Regions from separate parts of the Homo sapiens genome. Here region 2 is linked to region 1. A link is a contact called in ENCODE Hi-C data. All regions are on one chromosome and are shown on one strand. The core of a region is the stretch at or near the end of the contact, and the rest is flanking DNA. Distances in the headings are between cores, read along the strand shown.

Region 1 (3,071 bases), core at 556-3,055:
CTCCCAGGTTCAAGCGATTCTCTTGCCTCAGCCTCCCGAGTAGCTGGGACTACAGGTGCCCACCACCACGCCTAGCTAATTTTTATATTTTTTTAGTAGAGACGGGGTTTTGCCATGTTGGCCAGGCTGGTCTCAAACTCCTGACCTCAAGTGATCCACCTGCCTCAGCCTCCCAAAGTGCAGGGATTACAGGAGTGAGCCAGGGCACCCAGCCTAGTGTAACTAGCTTTGGATTTCAGGTATTTATGGAAAATAAATTTAAAACTTCCAAATGACAGGTAATTTAGCTTGATTTTGTGGGCTTTGTGAGGACGCCTTTTGTACTTAAAAGAAGGAAAAAACTCAGTTTGGCAGAATGGGGTCTGGAGTGTCTATGGTTTTAACTTTTTTAAGTTTATACATTTATGTATGCATTCATGAACTATTTATTGAGTGGCTACTATGTGCTGGGGCTTGGAGATACCACAGTGGCAGAAACAATGTCCCCACCTTGGTGGAGCTTCCATTCTAGCAGGGAAGACTGGCACTAACACACAGACAAGATAATTTCAGATGGTGGCAGGTGCAGTGAAGGAAATAGAACAAGGATGTGACTCCAGGGACAGTCTCAAGGAAGGGGATATGTAAGCAGAGACTCGACTGGGACAGCGGTGAGGTTGCGGCCTGGGGCGGGGGGCCACTGCTTCCCGGTCAGTGTGGGGAACACACACTGGGTGCTGTGTGATTCCATCGACAGGACAAGCCTGGAGGTGGCAAATTTAGCGAGACAAAATTGTCCTGTGGTGGCCAGGCCGGGCGGGAAGGGGAGACTGCAACTGAGCAGGAGGAGTCTTGCGAGGTCGGTGGGAAATGTTTGAAAACTGGATTGGGATGCTGGCTGCACACTCCAACTTCACGAAGAAGCCTAGGATCCCTCCGGGCGGCGGATCACGCCTGTAATCCTAGCGCTTTGGGAGGCCAAGGCGGGAGGATTGCTTGAGTTCAGGAGTTCGAGACCAGCCTGGCCAACATGATGAAACCCCTTCTCTATAAACATTTTAAAAACAAATTAGCCGGGTGTGATGGCGCGCGTCTGTAATCCCAGCTCCTCCAGAGGCTGAGGTGGGAGGATCGCTTGAGCTCAGGAGGTCAAGGTTGCAGCGAGCCGAGCTCGTGCTACTGCACTCCTCCCTGGGCCACAGAGGGAAACCCTATCCATAAAAAACCAGCAGCAGGGCCGGGCGCAGTGGTTCACGCCTGTAATCCCAGCACTGCGGAGGCCGAGGCAGGCGGATCACCTGAGCTCTGGAGTTTTGAGACCAGCCTGGCCAACATGGTGAAACCCCGTCTCTATTAAAAATACAAAAAAATTAGCTGGACGCGGGTGGCGCGCGTCTGTAGTCACAGCAACTGGGGAGTCTGAGGCTGGAGAATCGCTTGAACCTGGGAGACGGAGGTTGCAGTGAGCCGAGATCGCGCTACTGCACTCCAGCCTGTGGGACTGCGTGAGATTCCGTTTCTCTCTCTCTCTCTCTCACACACACACACACACACACACGCAGCAGCACAGGGTCGTGCACTAGGAACGGGTGAGCTTCGCGGCGTGCACACTCGGCGAGACTCCTCCAGGAAAGCCGGGGAGCCGCGCGGGATTTAGCTCTGCGTCCAGTCCGGCGGAGCGCCAGCTGCAGTGGTCGTACCCGCCGGGTTCGCGCTGGTTGGCCCTGCCGCCACGTCGTGCGGCGACAACCTCGGGCGTCCATTGGTCGGCCGGCGGGGGGGGCGGGACGCGGGGGCGGAACCGGAACCGGCAGTGGCTTGGGGGCGGGACCTCGCGGACTGCTGTGGCGGCAGCTGGAGCGGCGGCCGCGGTGGCAGAACCGGGGGCGGCCGCTGCAGTCTGGAGCCCCATAGTGCGGGGCCGCGGCCAGGCCACAGGAAGAGCTCGAGGCCCGGGCCGCACCGGCTGAGTGTGCGGGCCCGCGCGGCTCGGAGCCGCCGCCGCCCATCGAGCCCCTCCGGGCGCGGGTCGGCCCGCCATGGGGTCCCTGTTCCGGAGCGAGACCATGTGCCTGGCGCAGCTCTTCCTGCAGTCGGGCACGGCCTACGAGTGCCTCAGCGCCCTGGGCGAGAAAGGCCTGGTCCAGTTCCGAGACGTGAGTGTCGCCCGGGAGACGCGGGCCGCACCTGCTCTCCTGGCGCCCCCAATCCCGCGCATCGCTGGGGCCCTCCCGCGGGGAGCACCGAGGAAGGGCGCGCCCCGTCCCCATTGTCCAGACGGGGAAGATGACACCCCAGCTCAGCGGCCAAAGCTTCCCGGAGCGCGGGGCTGACTCCAGGGTCGCCGGCCGTCTGTGTGGTCGGCGGCTGCTCTGCCCCAGTTAGTTAGGATCGCCCGTGTGGTCTTCATCAGCTCCGGGCACCGAGCTCAGCGGGAGAACAAATCCCACAAAGGCCTCTTGGAGTCCTTTTGGAACTTTACGGGGGTTAGGGGGGCGCATTAACCAAATAAATAGGTCAACCAGAAAAGGTTTGCCATAAAGAAGAAACGGGGTGATGTGAAGGTGATTCGGGCGGGAGGTGAGTGTGAAGGGATTGTCGAGGAAGCCTCCCGGAGAAGGTGATATTTCAGCTGAGACCCAAATAGAAAGGAGCCAGCCGTGGGGAAGATCTGGGGAGAGGGTCCTTGTTGGAGGGAACAGGAGGAGCCCAGACAGAGCCAGAAATGGGAAGGAGCTGGATGTCATCTGCTTGAGGAGAGGGATTTTTGTGTTTTGGTCACTGATGCTTAATGCTGTACATACCATTGTGTGTAAGGACTTAAGAACTCAGTCATTGTTTGTCGAGTGGAAGCTGTCTCCCCAACAAGTAATAATAAACATTTGTTTGTCCATTTACTTGTTTATTGTTTGTCTCCACCAAGGACTGTCAACCTCTGAGAGTAAGTACCTTAACGCAGTCCTTGGCAGTCATTGGCATCGATAGGCATTTGTTGAATGAACAGACAAGCTTTTCTTGACTGCCCGCTATGTTCAGGCACTGTTTTTGGTGCTGGAGACTCGGTGGTGAGCAAGGCAGACACAGTCCCTGTG
Region 2 (3,384 bases), core at 885-3,384, 1.2 Mb after region 1:
GGATATCCACAGAAGGATGCTGGGAGGCTCCTGTTCAACTTTAAGCCAGATGCTCCTAGCTCCAGGACAATTGAGGACAATGTGGTTTTCCTCTTTAGAAGCCCAGGAGAGGAGTGGGGAAATTTGGTGGTGCATGCATGTGTGGTGCACACACACACACACACATCCTACTGACATACTTAACCTGATGACATCCTGAGAAAGAAAACACCTTGAAATAAGCCCCCGAATAACTGAGTTGGCAAGACTCTTTACCTGGCATAAGTCCCCACACTCCCATAGCAAGAGACCAGGTGCTCACTCACAGCACAGGGTCACATGCTTGAACTGCCTGAGTGATAGCCCCTCTAGGGACCCTGCATACACACAGTGGGGTCCTGGCACTGCAGCAGCCACAAGGCTGTCACTGACACACACGTTTCAGTATGAGTAGGCCACAGAAAAATAAAGCTCCCTCAGTGTAACAGAGAAAGCCTCTGAGCTGTCATGGGGGAGAAGAGGCCATTCTGCTGATTTTCCTGCCATCCCCAGAGACAGTGTCACCATCCACCGGGACCTCTTTGCAGTCAGATTACAGGCTTTGGCGGGACAAGATTTGAAAAATCAAAAATAGACACAACGTGGCTAAGATGCCCTAGACAACTGCTCACCCAGAGACCTTGAGAGAGACCATATGTTGCTCCATCTTTAAGGCCAGCTAGCTGGGTCCCAAGAAGTGTGGCAGCCAGATCTAAGCAGATCCTTCATTCATTCACTCATTCATTCGCTCTGTGAATGAGGGAACAGACATGAAATGTGGACAAGGAACCATTCTTAAGAAACCCAGTCCAAAGAGGCAGGCCAAGGGGAAAAGACGTCCATTAGAGTGACAATGTCCACATCTTCACCCCAGCTCTGCATCTGGCTAGAACTTTGATAAGAGTGAGCCCCAGTTTCCCCTCCCCGCCACTGCATGTGTGGGTTCCCAGGGCTTCAAAACTCTAAATGGCTTTTAGTTCAAATGTGATACTCTGCAATCTCCCAGCCCTTCCCTAACTCCAGGCTCATTCAAACAGGCCACCCAGGCACCCAGGGCAGAGTCTGTCCGTCTGCAGACCAGCTGACCGCCTAATCTGTCTCCCTGGTTGAAAGGGCAATGGTATGCAAAGTTAGGATCAGAGGAAAGACCTAAGGCTGCGTGCACTCAGAGGACCTTGGGCTGCTGCCTGCCTCTGCATGAATCTGGGGAGAAAAGCGGCTTATAGTTTCCAGACTGAATCATGGAGGCAGTGAGCAGGGAGAACAGAGTCGCGCATTCTGCCTCTGGGAGAGGGTTCCTATGGGGAGATTCTGGGCAGTGGAGGATGCTCAGCTGAGCACCTACCATGTGAGCTGGGCACCCACGTGGGTCTCACAGAAGGTTCCTGTCCTCCTGGGCTCACAGGATACAAGCAAAGTGCAGCTCTAATTTTACCGGACCCTGCTACCGGCTGCTGTGAAAGCAGACGTTCACACACTCTTGGGCTCCTTCGGGCGGCACCACGGAAGCAACCTGTCCACACTCCTGATCCGTCGTGGGCGCCCAGACCCTTTAGGGCGGGTCAGGCGCCCGGGTGGTCTCCCGTCCAGGCCTCCCCAACCCTGGCCTGCGCCTCCAGCAAAGCCCCTGGGTTCCCCCCTAGCCTCAGTCTGGGGCGGTGAGGGTGGTGGGGAGGCGGGCAGCAGCCCCTCCCGAAGCGCCTGGCCTCCCTCGTGCTCTGCGGCGCCAGGCCCGGGCGCCGATTCCGCTGCGGTCGCCCACCCACCGCAACGCGCGGGTCCTCCCGGCGCCCAGCGCCCAACAGCCCGGGTCCGTGCGCGGACCCCCTGGGGTCTCCCTCACCCACCTTAAGGACCTGCTGCTTGATGAGCGACGGCACCATCACGATCATGACAGCGCCCAGCACAGCGCACAGTAGCCCCGCGACGCCCAGCGCCCCGGCAGCCCAGCGCGCTTTGGCGGAGCAGCCCATGTCTGCGCGCCTGGGGCCCACCCGCGGCTCGCAGGGCTCCGCGCCTGGCAGGAGACGGGGACGGCGACAGAGACGACACAGGCGGGGACTCCGGGCACGCAGGCCGCAGAGGCACGGTGGATCCGGGACGGCAGCGCACGCAGGAGCAGCCCGGCAGGTGGCCAGTGGTTTTATGCCCCATCGCCGGCGCCGCCGGACCGCCCCCGGGCAGCCTTGGGCTTCAGGATTCCGGCGGCAGGGGCGGGGCCTGAGCGGGCCCGGGGCGGGGTCGGGGCGGGGACGGGGCGGGGCGCTGATCGGACGGGCAGGGGGCGGGGCCATGGCCGCCAAGACAAGCCCCGCCATGCTGCCGCTGCCCCCACGGCCTCGCTTCCGTTTTGGGGCGGGAGCTGAGGAGGCCTCGTGGCCGCTGAGCCAAAACGTCTATGGGGCCTGGTGCCCCTCACCCTCTTGCTCCCTTCCCCTTTCTCCTACCCCTTCCCCCACCTATGTCTCCCCTCCTCCCAGCTCTCCCCTCTGAGCCCCTCACCCTTCCTTTTCCCTCCTCCTCCCTCTCCTCCTCTATCGGGACCATCATCATGGTTGGTCACTGTGAGTAGGACTTCGCCAGCCCACCCAGGAACCCCAGAGCCCTTACAACGGTCCACATGCCCCGCCACCACCTTCTAGACCCTCATCTCCGCAGTCCATCTCCAGCCTCACTGTCCCTGGAAGAAGCCCCGCAGGCTCCAGCCCCAGGGCCTCCATACACCCTGCACAGGCAATTCTGTTCTCCCAGGTATCCGCCTGGCCCTATCCTTCGTAACGCTGGTGCCACCATCACCCTATGACTGAGCACCCCCTGGCAGGTTCACGTTCATTTGCGTCCTTGCATTCTGACCATGTGCTCCAACTGGGATGCCAACCCGTGAGGCGGGCCCCCCCCCCCACGCGTCCTGAGCTCTAGAACGTGGCCTGGCAGGGAATGCCTGCTCACAGTAAATATTCTAGAATGAATGACTGAGGAGCCTTCTAGGTGCTGGCCCCTGTCCTGAGTGCTTTGCACACAATGGCTCCATTTTACAATAAGAAAACTGGGAGGTGGCTCACGCCTGTAATCCCAGCACTTTGGGAGGCCGAGGCGGGTGGACTTCATGGATCACCTGAGGTCGGGAGTTGGAGACCAGCCTGACCAACATGGCGAAACCCCGTCTCTACTAACAATACAAAATTAGCCAGGCGTAGTGGCGCATGCCTGTAATCTCAGCTACTCGGGAGGCTGAGGCAGGAGAATCGCTTGAACCCGGGAGGCGGAGGTTGTGGCGAGCCGAGATAGCGCCATTGCACTCCAGCCTGGGCAACAAGAGCGAAACTCCATCTCAAAAAAAAAAAAAAAGAAAAGAAAAAGAAAAAG

What was found. A loop is a pair of places that touch in the nucleus more often than their neighbours do. Pooled maps may share reads with other maps.
Region 2: a loop to region 1 is called in a pooled map, with 9 times the contacts of the local background. The contact joins the promoter of SCARB1 here to the promoter of ATP6V0A2 in region 1. A Hi-C loop is called at or near these places in 6 of 50 pooled maps.

The regions. Positions count from the first base shown.
Region 1 is chr12:123,710,548-123,713,618 of GRCh38, forward strand. ATP6V0A2 (ATPase H+ transporting V0 subunit a2) reads left to right here and starts at 1,806. Exons shown (of 20, transcript NM_012463.4): 1 at 1,806-2,135. The coding sequence starts at 2,019. It overlaps LOC105370042 (a long non-coding RNA gene), which reads right to left. Exons shown (of 3, transcript XR_945477.4): 3 at 2,219-3,071. RefSeq lists a silencer at 1,631-2,180.
Region 2 is chr12:124,861,730-124,865,113 of GRCh38, forward strand. SCARB1 (scavenger receptor class B member 1) reads right to left here and starts at 2,135. Exons shown (of 13, transcript NM_005505.5): 1 at 1,866-2,135. The coding sequence starts at 1,991. LOC105370050 (a long non-coding RNA gene) reads left to right here and starts at 2,333. Exons shown (of 3, transcript XR_945488.3): 1 at 2,333-3,384. RefSeq lists enhancers at 1-489, 2,583-2,782 and silencers at 313-442, 1,673-2,352.